2 separate regions of the Homo sapiens genome follow, and region 2 is linked to region 1. A link is a loop called in an ENCODE intact Hi-C map of the cell type or tissue named here. Cell type or tissue: A673. All regions are shown on one strand. Each heading gives the region's core, and the rest is flanking DNA. Links, peaks and the distances in the headings are about the cores only. Region 1 overlaps LOC105373893 (a long non-coding RNA gene). Region 2 overlaps LOC105373893 (a long non-coding RNA gene).

What was found. A loop is a pair of places that touch in the nucleus more often than their neighbours do. Peaks named below come from ENCODE experiments on the same cell type or tissue, not always from the same donor. Only the 100,000 strongest peaks of a DNase experiment are listed, where the experiment ranks them.
Region 2: it touches region 1 in a loop (9-fold over the local background); 2 of 110 quality-filtered maps call a loop at or near these places.

What each region holds. Positions count from the first base shown.
Region 1 is chr2:220,333,044-220,344,855 of GRCh38, forward strand. All of the region lies in intron 3 of LOC105373893 (a long non-coding RNA gene), which reads left to right. Among named protein-coding and RNA genes, the nearest start is that of MIR4268, 430 kb to the left of the region's middle. In A673, for the core only: no CTCF peak of the experiment used is centred there; DNase peaks (open chromatin) are centred at 2,588, 3,938, 4,768 and 5,018; H3K27ac peaks cover 6,840 bases.
Region 2 is chr2:220,274,917-220,286,728 of GRCh38, forward strand. All of the region lies in intron 2 of LOC105373893 (a long non-coding RNA gene), which reads left to right. Among named protein-coding and RNA genes, the nearest start is that of MIR4268, 370 kb to the left of the region's middle. In A673, for the core only: no CTCF peak of the experiment used is centred there; DNase peaks (open chromatin) are centred at 5,025 and 6,555; H3K27ac peaks cover 2,341 bases.

The DNA of each region.
Region 1 (11,812 bases), core at 1,339-9,338:
TGAAGAACTCCCTTTAGCATTTCTTGTAGAACAGGTCTGGTGTTCATAACATTCCTCAGCTATTGTTTGTCTGGGAAAGTTTTTATATCTCCTTTATGTTTAAAGGATATTTTCACTAGATGTACTAATCAGGATAAAAGATTTTTCCTTTGGCACTTTAAATACGTCATGGCACTCTCTCTTAGCCTATAAGATTTCCACTAAGAAGTCTACTACCATGGGCACTGGAACTCCTTTTTATGTTGTTTCCTTTCTCTTGCTGCTTTTAGAATCCCTTCTTTATCCTTGACCTTTGGGAGTTTGATTATTAAATATATTGAGGTAGTCTTATCTGTGTTAAATCTGCTGGGTGTTCTATAACCTCCTTGTACTTGAATATTGATATCTTTTACTTGTACTTGAATATTGATATCTTTTTCTAGTTTTGGGAAGTTTTCTGTTATTATCCCTCTTAATAAACTTTCTACCATGACCTCTCTCTCTCTTTACCTCCTCTTTAAGGCCAATAACTCCTAGATTTGCCCTTTTGAGGCTATTTTCTAGATCTCATAGGTGTGCTTCATTCCTTTTTATTCTTTTTTTTCTTTTGTCTTCTCTGACTGTATTTTCAAATAGCCTTTCTTCAAGCTTACTAATTCTTTCTTCTGATTGATCAATTCTACTGTTAAGGAACTCTAATATATTCTTCAGTATGTCAGTTGCATTTTTTGGCTCTAGAATTTCTGCTTGATTCTTTTAAATTATTTCAATCCCTTTGTTAAATTTACCTGATGGGATTCTGAATTCCTTCTCTGTGTTATCTTGATTTTCATTGCGCTTCCTCAAAACAGCTATTTTGAATTCTCTGTCTGAAAAGTGACATATTTCTGTCTGTCTGAGATTGTTCACTAGTGCCTTATTTAGTTCATTTGGTGAGGTTGTGTTTTCCTAGATGGTATTGATACTTGTAGGTATTCCTTGGTGTCTGGGTATTGAAGAGTTAGATATTTATTGCAGTCTTTACAGTCTGGGCTTGTTTGTATTAATCCTTCTCAGGAAGGCTTTCCAAGTATTTGAAGGGAGTTGGGTGTTGTGATCTAAGTCTTTGGTCACTGCAGCTGGAATCTGCATTGGGGGGACCCTACCCAGTAACGCTGTGGCTCTTGCAGACTCATAGAGTACTGCCTTGGTAGTCTTAGGTAAGAACCAGGAGAATTCCCTGGCTTACCAGGCAGAGACTCTTGTTCTCTTTCCTTACTCTCCCTCAAACAATGAAGTCTCTCTCTGTGCTGAGGTGCTTGGAGCTGAAGGAGGGGTAACACAAACACCTCTGTGGTCACCACCACTGTGACTGAATTGGATCAGACCCAAAGCCAGTGCAGCACTGGATCTTGCCCAAGGCCTGTGGTGACCACTTCCTGGCTACTGCCCATATTCACTCAAGGCCCAATGACTCTACAATTAGAAGGCAGTAAATCCAGCCAGCCTGTGTCCTTCCTTTCAGGGTGATGAGTTTCCCAGTTCCTAGGCAAGTTTAGAGATGCCATCAAGGGGCCAGAGCCTAGAGTTGGGAACCTTAGGAATCTAGCTGGTGATCTATTCTACTGCAGCTGAGCTGGCACCCAAGCTGCAAGACGAAGTCCTTCCTACTCTTCCCTCACCATTTTTCCCTTTACTTTTTTCAGGCAGAAGAGTCTCTCTCTGTGGCCACCACTGCCCTGGACCCATGGTGATTACTGCCTGGAAACTGTCAATGTTCACTTAAGGCCCAAAGTCTCTTCAGTCAGATTGTGGTGAATGCTGTGAGTCCTCAGTCTCTCCCTTCAGGGAAGTGAGCTCCCTGTTGGCCCCAGGGAGGTCCAGAAATGAGCTGAGGCCTAGAATCAGGGACTCTAGGAACCTGCATACTGCTGTACCCCACTGTGGCTGAGCTAGTGCCCAAGCTGTAAGACGAAGTTCTCTTACTATTCCCTGTCCTTTACGTAAGCAGAAAAGATCTCTCCCCACAGCTGGGAATGTGCTGGGTCACACATGAAGCCAACATGGCTCTGAGTCTCACCCAAGGCCCATGGTGAGTAAGGCCTTGTGGCCACTACTCATTATTCAGAACTCAAGGGCTCTCTAGTCAGCAGGTGATGAATTCTGCCAGGATTGGGTCCTTCCCTTCAAGGCAATGGGTTCCCTTCTGGCCCAGGGCATGTCTAGAAATGTTATCCAGGAGCTAGGGCATGGAATAAGGGCCTTAGGACTCTTAGCTGTGCCAAATTTTCCTGTGGCTGAGCTGGTATCCAAGTTTAAGATAAAGTCCTCTTTGCTTTCACCTCTCCTCTCCTCAAGCAGAACGAAGGAGTCACTTTCAGAGCTGTGAGCAGCACTGCCAGGAGTTGGGGAAGGAGTGACACAAGCAGTCCCTTGGTTGCCCCAGCTGGTGTTTCATTAGGTCCTGTGCTCCCCAAGTCTGTTGGCTCTGAGCCCAGCACAGCACCAGGACTTGCCCGGGAATTGTAGTCCTTGTGACCTAAACTGCCTTTCAGTTTTATTTAGGACCCAGAACACTTTAGCTCACCATGGCGGGGCTTGCTGGAGCTCAGGTTCTTAGCTGGGATGGACAATTCCCCTCTGGCTAGGGTTGCTCTAAATGTTCCCTCTGTGTGGGCCAGCTGAGTTCTGCCCATGTAGCTTTCTGCTGTTGACAGGGCAGCACTGAGTTACAATGCGAAGTCCCACAATTACCACATTCTTCCTGCCGCAAGTGCACAGATTATCTCTCTGTGCCACTGGGCTGCTGCCGGGGGATGGGGCTGGTGGTGTCAGTGATTCAAGATTATGTCTTCTACCCTCTTCAGTGCCTCTTTCCTTAATATGATGTTAAAACCACTGTGATCACTCACTTGATTTTTGGTTCTTATGAAGGCCTTTTTTAATGTGGATATTTGTTTAATTTGGTGTTCCTGCAGGGAGGGAGAATGATCACTGGAGGCTTCTATTTGGCCATCTTGCTCTACCTCCCTATCGCTTATTCTCTTTTTTAAATGACTTGAACAAGAAAAAAAATCATTAGCCTATGTCTCACTACAGAGATGCAACAAATTAATAACTTTTATTTTACTGTGTCTATCTGCTTTGAAAATTTCAATCTGCCCAATGAATGTTTTGGATAAGCTGGGACTCGTTCTGTTAAAATTAGCTCTAAGTCAGTCAGGTGTGGTTTCAGTAATCCAATCAGTACATTTTATTTGTAGAAAAAACTGATGCTTAAAGCATAGCAAAGAACAGTTGAAATGGTAGTGAGGAGAGTGGTTGCAGCTTTGAATTTATTAAAGGAGTTTTTGGAGGTGTAGAAAGTATTAAGTGATAGTGGGAGAGCAAGGGACTTAAATCAGAAGGCCTGGCTTCCAATCATGACTTTGCTGCTCACGAGGTGTGCAACTCTGGTTATGTTCCTTGGCCTCCCTAAGCCTTAGTGTCTTCAACTGTAAAAGCAATAACTGTAATTACTCAATAGGATTATTGTGAATACAAAGTGTATTATTGTAAGTGTAACACTAAGATGCCATATGGTACAGTGGCCAGTAGTGAGCAATTGGGACTGAATAAATAATATTTGAAACTGTACTTTAGCACTTTTATAAATTTTACAGAGAAAAGTGGTAACCTTTCTTCTTAAGAGGCCATTTATAGTCATTCTAATAATTGCTTATTTTTATACTGAGATATGGATAAAATGAAAAGAGAGGTAAGAGACAGTCCTGACAGTTAATTTTATTAAACTCATGTTCCAGGAAATAGTTCTTGGTTAGGCACAATGTTTAAGAACAATAACCAGAACAATGACTATAACAATGATGATAATAAGGCCCAGAATTGCAAGTTTTGGCAGCCTGACAATCTGTTCTTATGATTTGTGATTGGACACATTTTTCTCAAAGTAACAAACTGCTTGTACGAGGCACCAGCAGAATCTTCTGAACATCTGTAGTCCAAGGGAGCTAATTTTGCATGCTTTAAGAAGGTGCAGACAGGGAAGTGTGTCTGTGGAATTCTCTTTGCATAACTCTCTCTGAGATGCCCAATGGATGCTTGGTGATAGTGGTGGACATTTGCACGTAAGAAATCAAGGGGGAAAAGAGGAGCCCCACCTGTCATGCTCAAAATACGTTATCTATCATTGTTGATCAGGGCTGGTCTGTTTCCTTTTCATAAGAGGGATATTCTGTTTTTTGTTTTTTTTTAACTTGTTTCCTTGAAAATTAAACTGGAAGGTTACACCTTAGGAAATTGGGTTTGATTCTTTCCAGAATAAAAATTAAAAAAAAACAAATCCTGCTGGGATAAAAATATTTCATGAATTCAGCAATAACTGAATTCCCTTAACTCCAGGCTTGAGTTAGGTCTCTGTTCCAGCAATGAGATCAGCTTTTTGTCAGCACGCTTTCCTGATTCTTTACCCACAACCTGGTAGATTACTTTGGAGTTCATATTAATACATTGAAACTTCAAATTTCCTTAATTAAATGAGATACATGGAAAAGCACTTAGACAGTCTAGAGATACAATAAAGCAAATAAAATACTAGTCTGCTTCCTTATTTTTGTATTTCTTTCTTCTTTGCCCCTAACAATGATTGATGAAAACTTTACATCAATATGCTGATGATTTCTAAGATGATTTTTTTAGAACAATGCTCTGTGCAAACACAAAAGCAAAAATAACAGCAGAGAGTTTCTTCCACTTTTTGAGCTATTTTTGTAAGCCCACAAGATACATTGGGTCATTTATGGCTTCCTGGCGAGTTTTTCTTAATTGGATCTCAATGAGGTTCCATTTTATTCAATCAACACCTCAGAGAGAAAATTATTTGTATGAATTTGTGGCCTATTTTTGATTTTGTTTTGATCCTAGTAAGCTATTTACAATTTGAATCATTGACTGATGGAGAACATTCATGAAAAGTTAAAATTTAATTGTACCACACGACAGAGCATATTTACTTTTATTTCTCCTCTGGGAAATTTTATGGAACATATTTTTCTCTTTGCATCCAGACTGGCAGAATCTTTTAACATAATACATCAAAAAATACTACCCCTAAACTGGTAAATTTATTCAAACTCACTCACTTCCTTCCTTCCTTCCTTCCTTCCTTCCTTCCTTCCTTCCTTCCTTCCTTCCTTCATCCTAGCTTACTGTGGGGTAAGAACTTGGTACAAAAAGGTAAAAAGACACATTATTCACTCTCAGTCTATGGGCAAAGATGAGGCAAGTTCCCATAAAGCAGTAATATAATTGCTAAAAAAAAAAAACCCTTTGGTTTATTTGCAATTGCAAATTCTTGGATATCCTATGTAGGATATTTGTTAAAGAATTTGTAATAAGTGCAGTAATGGACTATTATGCAGACATTTAAAAGTTATATTTTACAATAACATTTATTAATGTGAACAGATGATCACTATAACTTCCAAACAAAGAGACTGCACACATATACACATACAGAGCTCTCATTTGGAATACTGTAATAATAATAATAGAAAAAGCAAGTGCTGGCCGGGCACGGTGGCTCAGGCCTGTAATCCCAGCACTTTAGGAGGCCGAGGCGATGGATCATCTGAGGTCAGAAGTTCAAGACCAGCCTGGCCAACATGGCGAAACCCCATCTCTACTAAAAATATGAAAATTAGCCAGACGTGGTGCGGGGCACCTGTAATCCCAGCTACTCGGGAAGCTGAGGCAGGAGAATCGCTTGAACCCAGGAGGTGGAGATCGCAGTGAGCTGAGATTGCACCATTGCACTCCAGCCTGGGCGACAGAGCAAGACTCCATCTCAAAATAAAAAACAAAAAACAAAAAAAACAAATGCCAACACTTACTGAGTCCGCTCTGTGTGGCAGACATTGTACTGAGCGTGCCTTACAAATATTCATTTAATTCTCACAATAAGCTCTTTAGGTAGGCAATCTTATTAGCTATTCCAATGACGGGGAAACAGACTTAGGAATTACCTATCTTGCTGAAGATTAAACTGATAAGAAGGTGTAGATTTAAATTTAGCAGGCCTGATACTGAACTCATGACCACTATGCCAATTTCCCCCCACTATTTTATGTTGTTGCTCTGCTTCAGGTGTGAGAAACGAATGCAGCTACTGTGGGAATTATGAATAAACCAAAGGTTATTTTTTTGTATGCTGCAGCCCAGTTGTCCAAACCTGGATAAACCCATGGGAATGTCCTACATGCAGAAGTGTGTGCCACAGAGAAAAGAATACATGCCGAAATCACAGGCCAGATGAAATAAAGATGTGAATAGTGGTAATCTTTGAGCCATAGAGTGTGGAGTGATTTTTATTTTCTTCTTTTGCTTACCTGAGTTTACTAAATTTTCTAAGTGCATTTTCTACATGTTTAGTAAGTACATATTGCTTTTTAAATTAGAAAACAGTTATCAGAAATGAATGAAAAAAGTTAAGAAAAATACCTACAGAATAGAGTTGTGCCTATGTAATGAGAAATATTTATGAACGTTAAAAGGTAATAATTGTAATGCTTCAGTTTAGCGGCGCCTCCCCACCCCCACCCATATATCAATTAGAGTTTTAGAGTCTCATAGAAAGTGGCTGAGATAAACTGTTAAGCAATAGGAGTGAATGCCTAAGAGTCAAACAAGTCTGGAAAACGTTTATTCTTGCCCAGGTGATGGGCTGTTTTCCAATTTGAGAATCTGAAAAACATTCATGAGTGTTTATGGATAGTGTCAATTAGAAGGGACATAGGAGGCCATGAACCATATCCTTCATTTAAGAGGGCCCTGTTGAACCCTAGCCAAAAAGGATTATTGCACTGTCAGAGTTTTACAAAACATATTCCCATATTATTTGCTTAAATCTTATTTTTACTTGACTATCCCCCAAATTGTCTTTATATATACCCTTATGAAGTAGGTTAGGCCCATTTAAAAGAAGTACCACTCTAAGTAAATGGAAAATATCTGGTTACCTCCATGAGACCTCTATTAGATCACCCTTGAAGCTGAAAAGCCCAAGTTACTTTATCTTTTAAATGGAAGTCTTGCATTTTAAACCTATTTGTTCTGTGCCTTTCCCTCAATAGGCTTCCAGTCTTCATGCTTCCTCCAACGCCGAGAAAAACTTCCTGGATTGTAGCCCCTGGTAAAACATGTTCCTTTATCAAAAATGATCTGTTGGATAGATAGAGTAATGGTGGCTATATTTGCATATCTCAGCATCATGTCAGCTGGCCCTGAGTGGGTGCTTGATAAATATTATAAAATTAATACGCAAATGGCATCTTTTAAAATTGAAGCACAATTATTGGTCCAATGTCATCATATCTTCAATTCTGACTGTTTATGTCTTTTGGTTGCTATGCTTTTTAAAGACTGGTAGGGCCTCTCTTCTTTGTGGCCCTTTCTTCAGTTGGTTGCTCACATTGTTTCTCTGCAGTGAAACTCTCCTCCACATATCCTTTTCATGTTCAATTGTCTTTATTTCTGGATACTCTTCAAATACAAAAGGGCATTTAATCTTGCAATGCAAAATACCAGCCACTTTAAATTTGTGTCACCTGTAAAGCTTAATGTTGTGCTAACTATTCCATCATGCAGATCACTGGCAGAAACATAGAATACCAATATTCTTAAGTCAAAGTCAAAAAGAAATCCACTAGTGATGTTGCCCCAGTGTGCCTCAGATTGACACCAATCTATTGATTATCCTTCTGAGTACAGCCTCTGTAATAACACAGTGGATTGCTCCTGCTATCTATCAAGTATTGTGGTCTCCCAGGGAGTCACAGATGATGCATTGAAATAGTTTATTGGTGTAGAACATCTTTAGTCTCAGGAGAACAAGACATTTTATACAACAAGTGGGTGGTAAATCACATTTTTGAAAATTGAATTTTTTTAAAATGCTCTTAGGTACTGTTTAGGGAAGACCTATAATAAAACCTATTGTCAAATGAAAAATTTGTGAGAAAAGTTAATAACTATCCCCTAATGTATTTCTTTGAAATTGGCTATTTTACAGCAGATTTTCTCCAAGGAGATCGCCTGTATTCATTTTCTTCCCATAAGCTTTATAAAATCTGTAAGGGCTAACAGCTCTTGGAACTGTATGTGACTTATCTGAGGATTAATGACTCAACCTCAGTGCTTCCTTGCTGGTGTCCTGGGCTCTCTCTTAGACCTCACAGCCTCGAATGCCTTGAAAAAAAATGGCTTATCTGCCCAAATCATCCATTACTAAAACTGGCGCTTTCTGGTTTGCTTACCTTTCTTGTGTTGAGATGTTGTTTAAATATAGAACAACTAGAGAAGTTGCTGATGAGATTAGTTCTAATTGTGTGTACTGCTACCAGGAAACAGAAGTTGGCTGGCCATGTTCCAATGAAGTAGGGTGCAAGTGTGATGAATTTGTGGTTTCTCATTTAACATTAATTTGAGACAGATACCTTTGTGCATCATTAAGCCCACTGATAGCCTATAGAAGACTTATGAAATTATATCAAAATTTTGTGGGTATGTGTACCACACTTAATGGTTTTTTTCAGATTCTCAGAGGCCCACAACCTAAATAACTTTAAGAATTACTATGTTATGAGTATCTTTAGTCTTTGGCCCCCTGTTACTAGATTCTTTATTAGATATGCCCTTTAAAAATACATTATCTTTAAAAGTTTAGACTTTATTGGTAGTCAAAGCAATGTAAATATGTGTATCAGATATTACATTTTATTTATCATGTTGGTGAAGTTTACAAGGATGAAACTTCTTAGTGCTGACACACGTGTGAGAAAGGAGACACTCTCATACTGTCCCGGTGAGAGGTGATACTCTGGGTGGCAATTTGGCAAAGGTCTTGAAATATGCATATAATTGGAACAGCAATTCTGTTTTGAGGAACTTATCCTAAGGAAAAGAATTGGACAAGTATACAAAGATATGTATCTCAAGATCCTTACTGCAGTCTTGTTTATAATAGCAAGAAGTTTATAACTGTGCAATAGTAGGAATATTCATTTGAGTCAGTTATCATGCACTCATAAATAGGATTTTCACAAAATAATATAGCTGTGATTTATCATTAAGGAAAGACACTCATATTAAATAATAATGGTAGTTATAAAATAATATGTGTAGTATTGAATAGAAACTATTTGTTAGGCATGAATGGGAAAGCAGTCTGAAAGGATATACAATGAAAAGATAATCAACAAAATTATATTTCTGTTTACACTTAAATAATTAGACTTTTGATGGTTTTTCTTTTTTACCTATTTTTAAAATATATATTTTGTCAACAAATATATATATAACCTAATTTTTAAACGTATATGTCATAAAATTATAAAAGGTTATAAAATCCTAATAAAAAAAGGATGTATTTTGAGAACAGAAAAAATTTTCGGCAATAATCTAGTGGGTAAAATTTCCGTCTTCTCATTATAGACACTAAGCATTCAATTATTTAGCTATTGATTTGTAGAAAGACGACCACTTCTTTCTTGAAGATCAACTGATGTGTACATTTTGTGTTTGGGTATGGAATTATCACCTGCTATGCGCTCTATCTAGGATCACCAAATGCCTCACTAAAGGTGAGAAGAATGCCATGAGCTTCTTATACTTCATCCTCTTTTTTTCCTCTTAACCTCCAGCCCAAGGCTGAGAACAAAGTTTTCACTGCGTTAATATGTGGCCTATACAAATAAAAGCTAAAGATTTACTTATTTCATCATCAAAACTTTTATGGTATTTACTGGGTTCCAGTCACTATTCTAAGAACTTTGCAAATACAAACTCCTTAATCCTCCAAGCGACCATAGGATTGCAGGATTATTATTATCCCCATTTTATAGATGAAGGAACGGGTGCCTTACACATAGGTCGAGTAACTTGCCTGAGTCCGAGCAGCCAATGAATGAGAGTGAATGTTAACCTTAAAAGTTGGCAATTGCAGTGATATAGATGAAAACAAGAAGTGGAAAAAATCTGGGTGTTCCTACAATGAGGATGGTTTAAACAGACAATGACAGATGTTTACATTGGAATACTATGCAGCCACCAAAACGTTTTTGATAACTTTTTCCTTTTCTTTTCTTCTTAAAAAACGGCTTTATTGAGCTATAATTTGCATATCATACAATTAATCTGCTTAAAATGTTAAGTCCAATGGTGTTTAGTTTTATCACAGAGTTGTGCAATCATTATCATAATCAATTTTAGAAAATTTTCATCACCCCTCAAAAACACTGAATAAGTTGTACTTTGCCATTTCTCTCCCCACCCTCCACTTATCCTTTGCCCCTCTTCTCCCCACCCTGGGCAATCACCCCTACTTTCCACCTCTATGTATTTGCCTCTTATGGATATTTTCAGACATTCTTCCTAACTGTAATTATATATTCTTTGACCAATATCTCCCCGTCCCTCATCTCCCCTGACCACTCAAGCCTCTGGTAACCATGATGCTACTCACTACTTCTATGAGATCAACTCTTACAAATTCCACATATAAGTGAGATCATGCAGTACTTTGATAATTTTTTAATGGTGTGAGAAAATGTTTCCAATAAAATATACATCAAAGATGTCAAATGTATAACTAATACCACAGTCTTGTGCAAAAAAATAGCTAAATAAATAAAATAGAAAATAAAGACCAGTAAGTGACTATAACCAAATGCTAATGGTACCTGCTTCAAGGAGGAGTGAGACTGTAAACAATTTTAATTTATATTAGTCATTTTGTGATTTTCACAATGAATAGAGTGAACAACATTACTTTAAAATAACAGTTGTGATTTATTTTCTTCCTGTTACTATCTAGCAAGGAAAGCAACACACCTCAAGAAAAACAGCACTACAATTTAAAATCTGGAAACATGATGTCTGTTTCAGTGGTGGCACCAATACATGTTACCCTGAGCAGATATGTTAGGGAACTGAGTATAAAAGAATTTATGAATTTCCCATGAGTTCGGCTCAAACTTCAGTCTCTGGGGAACATGGGTCATTTCTTTCTTCCAGTGCTAAAATTCTGTTGGGCTTCTCGCTTTGTAAAAGTGCAAAAATTGAAAAGTGTGAAGCAAGAGTGTAATAAATAAAAAATACCATAGTAAACAGTAGACAGCCATCTAAGTAGAGGGCTTTGAGGTCTGCTGGGAAAATCTCTACAGAAAACTGGAATGTAGAACTATTTTACTATTAAATATTAATTTGTTTGCTTTTTCTTATCTGTCCAAAATTCTGATACATGATAATAACAATGATGTTTTAGTATGTAATACATTCAACATATTACCAGTAAGGTAGTAGATCTTCTTTTTCTCTAGCTAGAAACACAGACAGCTAGAAATAGAAAAACTGAGTGGATTTTTTGCATAAACAAAATTAATTATTCTGAGGCAGGAATGGAATCTGATCTGGGGACAGAGATGCAGAGAACTTGCTTTACTCTCTCTTTTGCTGGGATGAGAAAGTTGAGAGAGGTACTTTAGGCACATAGCATAGCTAAAAGACTCAGCTAGGAGTGTGGGGGTATATGCATGGGCATGTGATTAACACATAATAACAGCAGAAACACTGGACTCAAGGAAAGAATGAAATTTTGACAGTGGAATGTAACCTTGCAGGGAGGGGAGATTCCTTTTCTGCCCCTGGGTGAAAAGAAAATTACTGGAGGACTGTGGCAGTGATTCTCGGATAATAAGTGCATCTCTTTCCTAGAGAGGCATTGGATCAGCTTTCTGGGTTAACAGGTTCACTGATGATGCATAATCCATCTACAGTTCATCAGCCTGTGGAATGCCAG
Region 2 (11,812 bases), core at 1,989-9,988, 57 kb before region 1:
TCATATTTAAAAAGATGCTTGAAGGCTGCTTTTATAGCTGTCTCTAGGGCTGCTTTAAGTGGTTGACACACACACATACATGGCACACATATATGCACATGTATTAACACATACACACATGGTGTTTGCCATTACTAATAACTAGGAGGGCATGGCCACTCTACTTTTATAACCAGGGAGATAATCATTGTTCTTTTTAAAAATCAGAATTTTGCAGCCAATTACACATTTTCCCTATGTCTCAAGTCCAGTTAATAAACTGATTTCTCCATTCTCTCCTTGTTTGCTTGTAATTTAAAAAGCAATTGCTTGACATATTTGGACTGATTACTGAATGATAGTGGTAGAATATTTATTACTTACAGGATACTTCCTATGTAGCAGGTAGTTCTAAACCCTGCAACTTATTAATTCATTGAATCCTCCTAACAACCCTATGGGGTAGGTACTAATCAGTGGCCAGAGATGATTCTGAGTGGTAGTCATCCAGTCCTTCAGAAACTCTGTGAGTCTGGCAGAGGTTAAGAACCTGGAGTGGTTTCTGGGGTGGTGGGCTGTAGACCCTCTAGCTGGCTTCCCCTTGGCCTGTGCCAGAATGCGTACGAGTGGCGCAAGGCAGAGTTGATGCCATCCTGAACTGTGTCCCATCTCTGCCCATGCATAAACTTTTCTGCTGTAGTGAATGCTCCTTTTGATGAGTAATACAGGAATCTTGTTGAAATGACAGGTATTTGGGATTGTTACTTTTGCTCATGGCAAATTCCTAAGAGGACCATGCCTGATTTGGAAGGGATATGGGGGAACAGGTCATGTATCAAGAAGTCCATCATGATGATACCAAATATATTAGTCTCTTCTTGCACTGCTATACAGAAATACCTGAGATTGAGTAATTTATATAGAAAAGAGGTTTAATTGGCTCACAGTTCTGCAGGCTATACAGGAAGCATGGCTGGCAGAGGGGGCAGGGTCTCAGGAAACTTTCAATAATGGCAGAAGGTGAACGGGAAACCAGGCACATCTTGCAGGCTTGTCTTACATGGCTGGAGCGGGAGGAAGAAGAGAGGAGGGGGTGGTGCTACACACTTTTAAACAATTAGATAGCCCACTCACTATAATGAGAACAGCACCAAAGGGGAAATTCATCCACGTGATCCAATCACTTCCCACCAAGCCTTACTCCAACACTGGGGATTACAATTTGACATGAGATTTGGGTGGGGATCCAGACCCAAACCATATCACCGTATTAGACCCACTCTGCATTCTGCAGCTCTTTATCCTTTCATACTAAAGTCTCAGGATGACCAAAACATTTCTTCTTGGTTCTCACTCAGATGGGCTTCTTCCCAACTTAAAATATAAACTACTCTTCAGGAAGCACTGTGGCTTACTAAATAAACAGTGAGTGATCCTCAGTGCTCATCACAGTGCTGGGCACTTGGTCAATGCTCAAAAACATGCTGAATAAATGAATGCAAAAAAGTCTTTCCTCCTCCCACACCTGCCCGCCAGAGAACAACCCCCCTTTGACTATAATTTTCCTTTACCTACCCAAATCTTATAAAATGGCCCCACCCATATCTCCCTTCGCTGACTCTCTATTCGGACTCAGCCCGCCTGCACCCAGGTGAAATAAACAGCCTTGTTGCACACACACACACACACACACACAAAGAATTCATTGCTCTTAGCTTTTGCACTGTTTCCTTTTGTAGACCTTCCTACATAAGTATTTGTGTATATGTCTGTATTTCCTGAATGAATAACTCCAAGTTTCTTGAGGATAGGGGCCTGTCCCTTATTAATTTCTCTAAGTCCAACACATTGTACAGTGCCAAGCGCAGAGTGGAGGTACTCAGTATAAGTCTGTTGAAATTCAGTGAAATGAAGGCAGAGTGATCTGATACTTTGGCTGGCTTTCAGAAAAATCATCTAGCATAGGAATAGAAAAACTAGAAATGAAGGGAGCCAGGGCTACACTCCCCAAGAGTGATAAATTGAGAAATAAGTTTTAAGCCTGGGAGTGCATTTTGAAGCAAATTGGCAAGAGATATGGGCCATAAGCACATTTCTCAAGGTCTGTGTCATTCCTTGGTGGAATTTTCGGAGGCAGACCTAGCCTGGAATGGTCTTCTCCTTTCCTGACCTCCTGTGTCTCCCATTAACTTCTTTAGTTTGTTATTGGTTTATTGTCCTGTGCTATTAACTGTATCCTCAATGTTTATGTTTTATCTTTACAGCTTGATTGAGAGCTATTTAAGGGTGATTCCTTCTTGGGCTTTCTTATGTCTCCCTTTTATCAGGTTCTGGGAGCCTCTTCCCCTCTTTCCAACATCTCTCTCTCTTTACAGCAGGCCTTGGGAAACTCCCTGTCCTCCAAAAGCCTCTTTCCCACCATTCTGCTTGAGGTTTCTGGCTCCAGTCTTGTAACTCTCTGATTTCTTTCTGCCTTTTCTGCTTTTGCAGAGAAATTTTGGTTCAATCCCTTGCTTCCTTCTGGTTTGCAGCTTTGCCTTCAATGAAATCCTTTGGATTCCTTGTGCTTAAAACTCTGGTTGCAGGCCAGTCATTCCTCTCTCTCATTTCTCCATCCAGTCTGACTCTAGGCTTTTCCCCAGGTTCTTGGCCATGGGCCCTGGCTTGTCTTGGAGGAGAGTTTGCCCAAAGTGAAGCACTGAGTAAATATTTGATACCTGATGACACATGCTTTCCATGATTCTTTCTCCCATTAAAAGAGCTGTTGTTATTAGTTTTTTAATCCGAGGAATTTTATCTTTATCTTGAAAATATATATAAATGTTTATTAGGTTATTTAATTTCATCTAGATCTTAGGAAAGCATGGATTACTAAAATTCATATGTGGTGTAATATTTTGCCGCCTCCTTGTGAAGCATGACTTGGAAAAAGAAATACATAGTTAGTTGGCTGACCCTGGTTGCTATCTTGGGCAAATCATTTACCTCTCTGAACTTGGCTCTTTTCTGTAAAATGAAAACAGAAACGGAGGTCATAGATATGGCATAGAAGTTTGGTGAGGCCCAGTTGTGTTAACATTTGTGAAAGAATTTGTAAACATTAAAGTTTAAAGTTTATTTGTTATGCATATATAAACATTATTATTCTTATATGTGATTAAAACTGTAGCCAAGCACTCTAAAAGTTTTCCTCCTACCCAAGAGATATCAAAATGGAATGCTGTGTTTTATTACAACTGGCTAAAACAACTAAAGAACTTTGAATGTGAGTGACTCCCTTACATCAGTCCTTACTGAAAACTTTCTTTACCTACACACAATAGGACGTGTTGGAACACTCATGGACACTGCACAGCTCTATTGGCTCGTTCCACACTGTGCAGAGAGCAAGTTTGACATAACCACTATCAACTCATTTGTGAATACAGGTTGAATATCCCAAATGTAAAAATGAAAAACTAAAATGCTCAAAAATCCAAAATGTTTTGAGCACTAACATCATGCTCAAGGGATATGCTCATTGGAACATTTAGGATTTTAGATTTTTGGATTTAGGTTGCTCAATCAGCAAGTCTAATGCAAATATTCCAAAATCTAAAAGGATCCAAAATCTGAAACACTTCTGATTGCAAGCATTTTGGATATAGAATAGTCAACCTTAAAATTCCCAACTTTTACCTTTAACCTAGTTCAGTACATTTCTTCATTGGAATATATTCTCTTGCCTGGCAACCAAATAAACTTGTACATTCTTTTTTTAAAAATGTATTTATTGGCCAGGCTCAGTGGCTCATGCCTATAATCCCAGCACTTTGGGAGGCTGAGGTGGGCAGATCACTTGAGGTCAGGAGTTTGAGACCAGCCTGGCCAGCATGGTGAAAACCCGTCTCTACTAAAGAAACACAAAAAATTAGCTGGGCATGGTGATGCGTGCCTATAATCCCAGCTACTCGGGAGGCTGAGGCAGGAGAATTGCTTGAACTCAGGAGGCGGAGCTTGCGTGAGCTGAGATCGCGCCACTGCATTCCAGCCTGGGCAACAGAGCGAGACTCTGTCACAGACACACACACACAGACACACACACACACAGACACACACACAAAGTATTTATTATTGCTGGGAGCGGTGGCTCACGCCTGTAATCCCAGCACTTTGGGAGGCCGAGGTGGGTGGATCATGAGGTCAGGAGATTGAGACCATCCTGGCTAACACGGTGAAACCCCATCTCTACTAAAAATACAAAAAAAATAGCCAGGTGTGGTGGCGTGCGCCTGTAGTCCCAGCTACTCGGGAGGCTGAGGCAGGAGAATGGTGGGAACCCGGGAGGCAGAGCTTGTGGTGAGCCGAGATTGAGCCACTGCACTCCAGCCTGGGTGACAGAGCGAGACTCTGTCTCAAAAAAAAAAAAAAAAGTATTTATTATTATTATTTAAGTCCAGTGAACTTTATTATTTGACAGCATTATCTGCTGTCCCAACCTCACCTCTTCCTGTATTAGTCATGAGTTTTCTTCTTGCTCCATCTAATTAAGTGTTGGGAACACATCTACCAACCTCAAGTCCCACCTCCTCCATGATTCTTCTCTGATTCATGTCCAGAGATTTCTCCCTTTGCTGAATTTCTTTCATGGTAAAGAACATTTGCCGTCTTTTGGCCTCCCTTCTTGCATTCCTCCCTCCTGATAGCACCTCAGTGCCTTTGGGGGAATTACTCAGTGGGTGGAGTTGCAGAGAAATGATAAACCCAGAGGCTCTGCCCTCCTACGTGAGAGGCTGAGAAATCCATACAGTTCTTTTCCATTAGATCCTTCCTATTATTGCCCCAGTATGGTCAAAGGGACCAGCCCACTGGACTCTTTCTACTGAGACTTTGAATCTTGAGTAGAATCTTGGAAGACACGAAGAACTGTTAATTCATTTTGAGGCTTCATGCCTCTTCAGCCTTCTTTTCTATCCCATGATACTCCATGTGCTTACACTAAGTTTCTTTTCTACTTCAGTCACTGTTTCATGCAACAAACATAACCCTAAATGATGCATTATTTATTTCATTTAATTAAACCTGCCATCTAATGCTACACATTAAAATTTAAGCATTTCCTGAGTACTTGTCTTGTCAGCTAGATTCTTTAACTAGATTATTGTATTAGCCTATTATCCTATGAGTCAACTAGATTCTTTGCTCCATGAGGTCAGAAACCATATCTTATTTTTCTCTGGATGCCTCTCCCTGTCAGTGTCCTAGGATGCATTTTATTACAAATAGCTAAAACACTTAAGAACTATAAACCTGAGTGACTCCCTGACACCACTCCTTACTGAACCTAACTGAAAATTTTCTTTACCTACAAACAATAGGATATGTTGGAACACCTACATACAGTGCACGGATCTATCAGCTTATTCCACACTGTCCAAAGAGCTAAGACTCTATGAACTTTTGTTGATTAGTAGATAATAGACAGCTGGAGCTTCTTAATACCAGACTTACGCACCTAACCTTTTGGGGAAATGTGCTCCAAAGGTCTGTGGCAAGGACTCTGGATCCACTGTTGCATGTTTGAGCGCCTCTGGACAAGTCTTTAGAACTTTTCCTTTAATTTGCCTTTGCTTCCTTCAAGGGGAAAATGAGATGAATAAATGACCTCCATCAGCTAACCACACAGGAGTGGTTTGATGCATAATCCAATGTGCCAAACACGGCTGTGCTTTGAGCTTCTTAGAAGTATCTACTATATAAATACTATATGGGTATAACCAGAAAGATTTAGTTTTGAAAATAAAATGTACCCTTCCTGCTCCTCATAACCCTTTGTTAAGGCATGTGCCTATTAATCTTCCCCAGGGATATGTATATTTCAATAGGAAGAGTGAAGCTGGAGTTTGGCACATCCCTATTTCTTCTCTCCCTCTTCCTTTCTGTTTTGCACACTGCATCTGCCATCACAACGCACTGACACATTACATGGTTAGGTCTGTTTATCTACTCAAGATATCTTTATTGGACACCTACTCTGTGAGGTGCTGGAACAGGCTCTGAGAACATGACGTATAAAAATACTGTGCTTGGGCTGGGCGCGGTGGCTCACACCTGTAATCTCAGCACTTTGGGAGGCCAAGGAGGGTGGGTCATCTGAGGTCAGGAGTTTGAGACCAGCCAGGCCAACATGGTGAAACCCTGTCTTTACTAAAAATACAAAAACTTAGCTGGGAGTGGTGATGTATGCCTGTAATTCCAATTACTCAGGAGGCTGAGGCGGGAGAATTGCTTGAACCTGGGAGGCAGAGTTTGCAGTGAGCCGAGACCACACCACTGCCCTCTAGCCTGGGCGAAAGAGTGAGAGAGACTGTCTCAAAAAACAAAAAACAAAAACAAATAAAAAAAACTGTCCTTTGTCACTAGGTAAGACAGAGATGCATGCATCCCTTCATTCATTTGTTCAACAAATATTTATGGAGTTGACTATGTGCCAGACACTCTTCTGGGTTCCAGGATATGGTAGTGAATAATGCAAACTCCCCTTTGAATTCTCTAGGACACATGCTACAATAGAGGCACATGCAAGTTTCAGTGAGAATGATCTCCCAAGGGAGGCCTCCTGGGACTGAGTCTCAAGGGCATACATGGCAGGAATTAATAGAACGGAAGAGGACACAGATGAACTTGTGTGGAGTTCCATATCATTATAGAAGAGCACAGAAATGTGAAGATGGAACAGATCAAGGACCAGGAGCCAGTGGCAGAAGGGATTCCTTATTTTATGAATATAAAACCAGTCCCTGATAACATGAAAAAAAAAATTTAACTGTTTGAAGCTTCCTCCTCCAAATTCGACCCACCGATGATGGGTCTGAAAAATTTTACCTGCTTGGTTTGCAAGAGGCATTTGATGTTTATTATTCAATCTTTCTATGGAGCAACCATTGCAGGATTGGAACTTCTTTGCATTAAAAGCAGCAGTTGCATAGCATGGTATTCCTGAATTTCTCTCATAGGTAGAGGATGTTTTTATTATTTTAAGATGCAAGCCAAGTATTATCAGAAGGCATAGGCACTTGGGAGTTACCAAAATTTCAGATGATTCACAAGCTGGCAGTGACAGACGGTGACATCTTGATTTAACACTCCCCTGGTGAAGAGGGAAACAGCAATTTTTAAAACTGCATCCATGACTGTGTTTGGGTCACTTTTGAACCATTTGTATGTAATTCAGGATTTACTGGATTTTTTTGAACATTCAAATGTAATTCCAGGCTTAACAAGTTGCTCTGCAAACTATCAAATATTTATATTGTTTTTTTCCAAATGTATTTATTATTTACTGTACAGTCTATGAAATATTTACACTGATTTTTAAAGAAAAGATATACATTATTTACATTGCCTTGAAATTTCTCCTGATGCAGGTAAAATGACACAGCACAGAAGGCTGAAAGACTCCCAGGGATGCCTCTCAGGTTTGTCAGTAAACGCACGGAGGCTCTGTCCCTCAGGAAAACACCTGACAGTGGAGTTATGTAATTAAAACAAGGTGGGGATCACCCAGGTTTCCTTGGAGTCCCTACTTCCTCATAGTTCTTGGGTCTCCAATGGCAAGAGGGAAAGTTGGAACGGTTCCTACCAGCTTCTCTCTTTATTCTCCCAGGTTTCCAGGTGCCTTTCCTTACAGGATGGGCAGCACCTTGATTTTCTCTCTGGGACCCAGAATATCCCCAGCTGCAGAAGGAATGATTCTTTTCCAGGAAAATAGAGTTGAGGTTCCCCAGATTGAACTGACTGTCAAACTTAACTGGCAATATTATTAATAACATGTATTCTCAGCCTCTATCTTATCCCAGGAGATTCTGAGTATGTCAGTTTGGGATGCTGCCTGGTAATCTATAGTCTTAAAAATGTGCCTGTATGGGAGGATTGCGTGAGGCCAGGAGTTTGAGATCAGCCTGAGCAACATAGTGAGACCCTGTATATACAAAAAAATATTAAAAAATAGCCAGGTAGGCTAGGCGCAGTGGCTCATGCCTGTAATCCCAGCACTTTGGGAGGCCGAGGTGGGTGGATCACGAGGTCCGGAGATTGAGACCATCTTTGCCAACCTGGTGAAACCCTGTCTCTACTAAAAATACAAAAATTACCTGGGTGTGGTGGCATGCGCCTGTAGTTCCAGCTACTAGGGAGGCTGAGGCGGGAGAATTGCTTGAATCCGGGAGGCAGAGGTTGCAGTGAGCCGAGATCACCCCACTGCACTCTAGCCTCGCGACAGAGTGAGACTCCGTATTAATAAAATAAAATAAAAATAAAAATAAAAATTAAAAATATAATAAAATAGCCAGGTACAGTTGTGTGCACCTGTAGTCCCGGCTACTCTGGAGGCTGAGGGGGGAGGAGCACTTGAGCCTGGGAATTGGAGAGTCCAGTGAACCATGATTGTGCCATTGCACTCCAGTCTGGGCAACAGAGTGAGACCCTGTCTCCAAAAAGAGAAGCGTGCCTATCGATTCTGATTGTCTAGTAAGTGTGGGAACCTTTGGAGGAGAACCTTATTTATGTGTGTTTTCTTTTAATTTGAAACATACTTAGATGATTCTCAGTCTCCTCTCATCTGGCTGTCCACCCTCTCTTACCTTGTTTGTAGATGTCTGAAATCACCCTACTAAGTCTTGGTGAATGACTCATCCCCACTCAGGACTGGTGTGGGATATTGGTATGGGACATTAGCACATGGTCCTTTTCTTAGGCAGATGCCCTCTTGACGAATTGATCTCATAAAATGATGCCTTGACATTCTTATCTTTGCAACCACTACTGAACTTTCTTTCCTGATAGTAACGTCTTCAGTCCATGCTTCCCTGAGTCACATGACCTACTTCAGCTTTGTTTACAGCTCTACCATAGCTGGTTTTGGGGATTTGCCATTAGATACTCTTAGAATCTGTCTTGAAAGAAACCTGAATATAGGACTTAGGATCCTACTTAAGTATGCATTTTTTTAATTTAATTTAATTTATTATTATTATTATTATTATTATTTGCTATTTAGCTTAACACATTTCCACCTTAGTGACTAGAAACTGGTTTCTGGGAGCATTTTTGGTTTTGGATCTCAGTTGCAATGTTGAAATTTGTAGGTTGGCCTAAGTCAAGTAGAAGATACTGTGTATCTAGGCCTGTGATTAGTGCTGTGGGGTAGAAAGAAGAGGAAGACTTTGCTCCTTCTCCATAAAATTTTTACATTCTGGTCAAGAGGATAAAACCAATGTATACATGTTAGTTAGGATAGGCTGCAGTAACAAACAACTTTGCTTTCTAGTCTCAGAAACTTTAAAAACAGGATTTATTTCTTATTAAATTACAAATCAAGCAAGAATTATCAGGGAGATTCTGCTTATTTTTGTCTTGTGTGGTTTGTTTTTAAATCACTCTATTGAAGTATAATTTACACACAATGAACTGGATTTATTTTAAGAGTACAATCCAATGAGTTATGACGTGTCACCATAATCTATACATAGATCATTTCCATCACCCAAAAAATTCTCCTGGTATCCTTTCACAGGATGCCACCATCCTCTGCCCTATGCAACCACTGATACAGCACTGCAGATTTCTGTCACCATAGATTAGTTTTATCTGTTCCACAATTTCATAGAAATGCAATCATACAGAACATACTTTTTTCTGTCTAGCTTCTTTCAGTTAACATGCTTTTGTGATTCATCCATGTTAGTGTGTGTATCAGTAGCTCATTCATTTTATTGTTGGAGTAGTATAGATTCTGCTTATCACAGTCACTTAGGATCCAGACTGATAGGGGCCTTGTCTCAACAAATGCTTCCAGGATTGATGACTGACGCTGGGGAAAGGACTCTAGAGGGTCTCTCACCAGCAATTAAATGGCGTAGCCTGAAAGTGATATGTCACTTCTGACTACAACTCATTGGCCAGAACTACTCCTGTGGGCTTCCCCCACCCCAAATAGCAGGAAGGGTGGAAAAGGACAATTCCCTTGTGTGCCTAAAAGGAGGAGAACAGAGTATTGTCATTTACCATAGTATGAAGAGGATACAGATTAACCCTTGAACAATGTGGGAGTTAAGGGTGCTGAACCCCCATGCAGTGAAAAAATCTGTATAAAACTTTTGACTTGGCCGGGTGCAATGGCTCACACCTGTAATCCCAGCATTTTGGGAGGCCGAGGTGAGTGGGTCACCTGAGGTCAGGAGTTCGAGACCAGCCTGGCCAACATTGTGAAACCCTGTCTTTACTAAAAATACAAAAATCAGCCAGTGTGGTGGCATGCGCCTGTAATCCCAGCTACTTGGGAGGCTGAGGCAGGAAAATCGGCTTGAACCCAGGAGGCGGAGGTTGCAGTGAGCCGAGATCGTGCCACTGCACTTCAGCCTGGGTGACAAAGCGAGACTCTATCTCGAAAAAAAAAGAAAAGAAAAGAAAAGAAAACTTTTGACTCCCCTAAACTTAACCAATAGCTCACTGTTAATCAGAAGCCTTACCTATAACATAAACAGTCAATTAACACATTTTTTATGTTAGATGTATTATATGCTCTGTCCTTATAATACAGCAAGCTAGAGATAAAGAAATGTTATTAAGAAAATCATAAAGAAGAGAAAATATATTTACTATTCATTAAGTGGAAGTGGGTTATCAAAAAGGTATTCATCCTTTTCATCTTCACACTGAGTAGGCAGAGGAAGAGGAAGAAGAGAAGAGGAAGGGTTGGTCTTTCTGTCTCAGGGTTGGCAGAGGAGGAAGAAAATCCAGGTGTAAGTGTACCCATAAGTTCAACTCCTTGTTGTTCATGGGTCACCTATATATATATAATCAAGTGCTGAGTGCAACTCATGCAGTACACGCAGTGAAGAGAGAAAGTACCTGCGAAAGGTATAGGGTAAACCTTTGTAGGTGGGTGCAAGAGACTAGGGAGAATAACAGCAGCCACAATATCTTTGGTCATGAAGTGTACGCTATGTAACACCAGGAAAGGGGCTAAAAAATTAAATCACTGTCCAATTTAATCACGATGACAACCATTTGAGATAGATACTATTTTTATTAATATCTACATTTTATAGATAAGGATATTGAGGTTTAGAGAATGTTAAATACATTTTCCAAGATCTCAGAGCTAATAAATGGTGCAGCCGGGATTTGAACTGAGAGAGTCGTAGTTTAGAGGATGGAGAAAATTCGAGTAAAAGCAAGAAAATGGAAATGAGCCTGGTGTATTTGTGGCACGAGGAAGAGACCACCCTGCCACAAACAGCAGGGTGGTCTGCAATTAGTAGAGGACCAAAGTTAGCTTTATTTCCAATTCTACATACAGTACAAGGAAATCTTCAAGACTTTTTGGGAAATAAGAGTATCTGTGGTCTTAAAAGAAGTAAAATAAGATTGCTGCCTTTGGTAAATAACTTTGACTTTTGGGGATTTGACCTTTAGTTTTTAACATGCTTTAAGACATTGCTGACCTATGGGATTATGCATAATTTACTCCTATCATCAGTTTATAAACCTCCCTTTCCCTTGCCAAATCTTGATGGGAATGAGCATGACTAAAACTGATGTATATGGAAATTTGGATTTGTGATTCTTTTCAGGAATAACATCATAGAGCTTATTTGTGAATGGAAACAAATTTGAGTGATGGACACATATGGTAATTTGGAATAGTGAAAACAGCCATGTCCATCAGTTTTTGAAATATTTACAGGGGATGATATCTGTTGATATGGTTCTAAATTGGAATCCCTGTTGACTCAATGTGTGGTGAGTTACTCAGCCCTGAATTATTGGGCACCTGAATTATTGGCTGTTT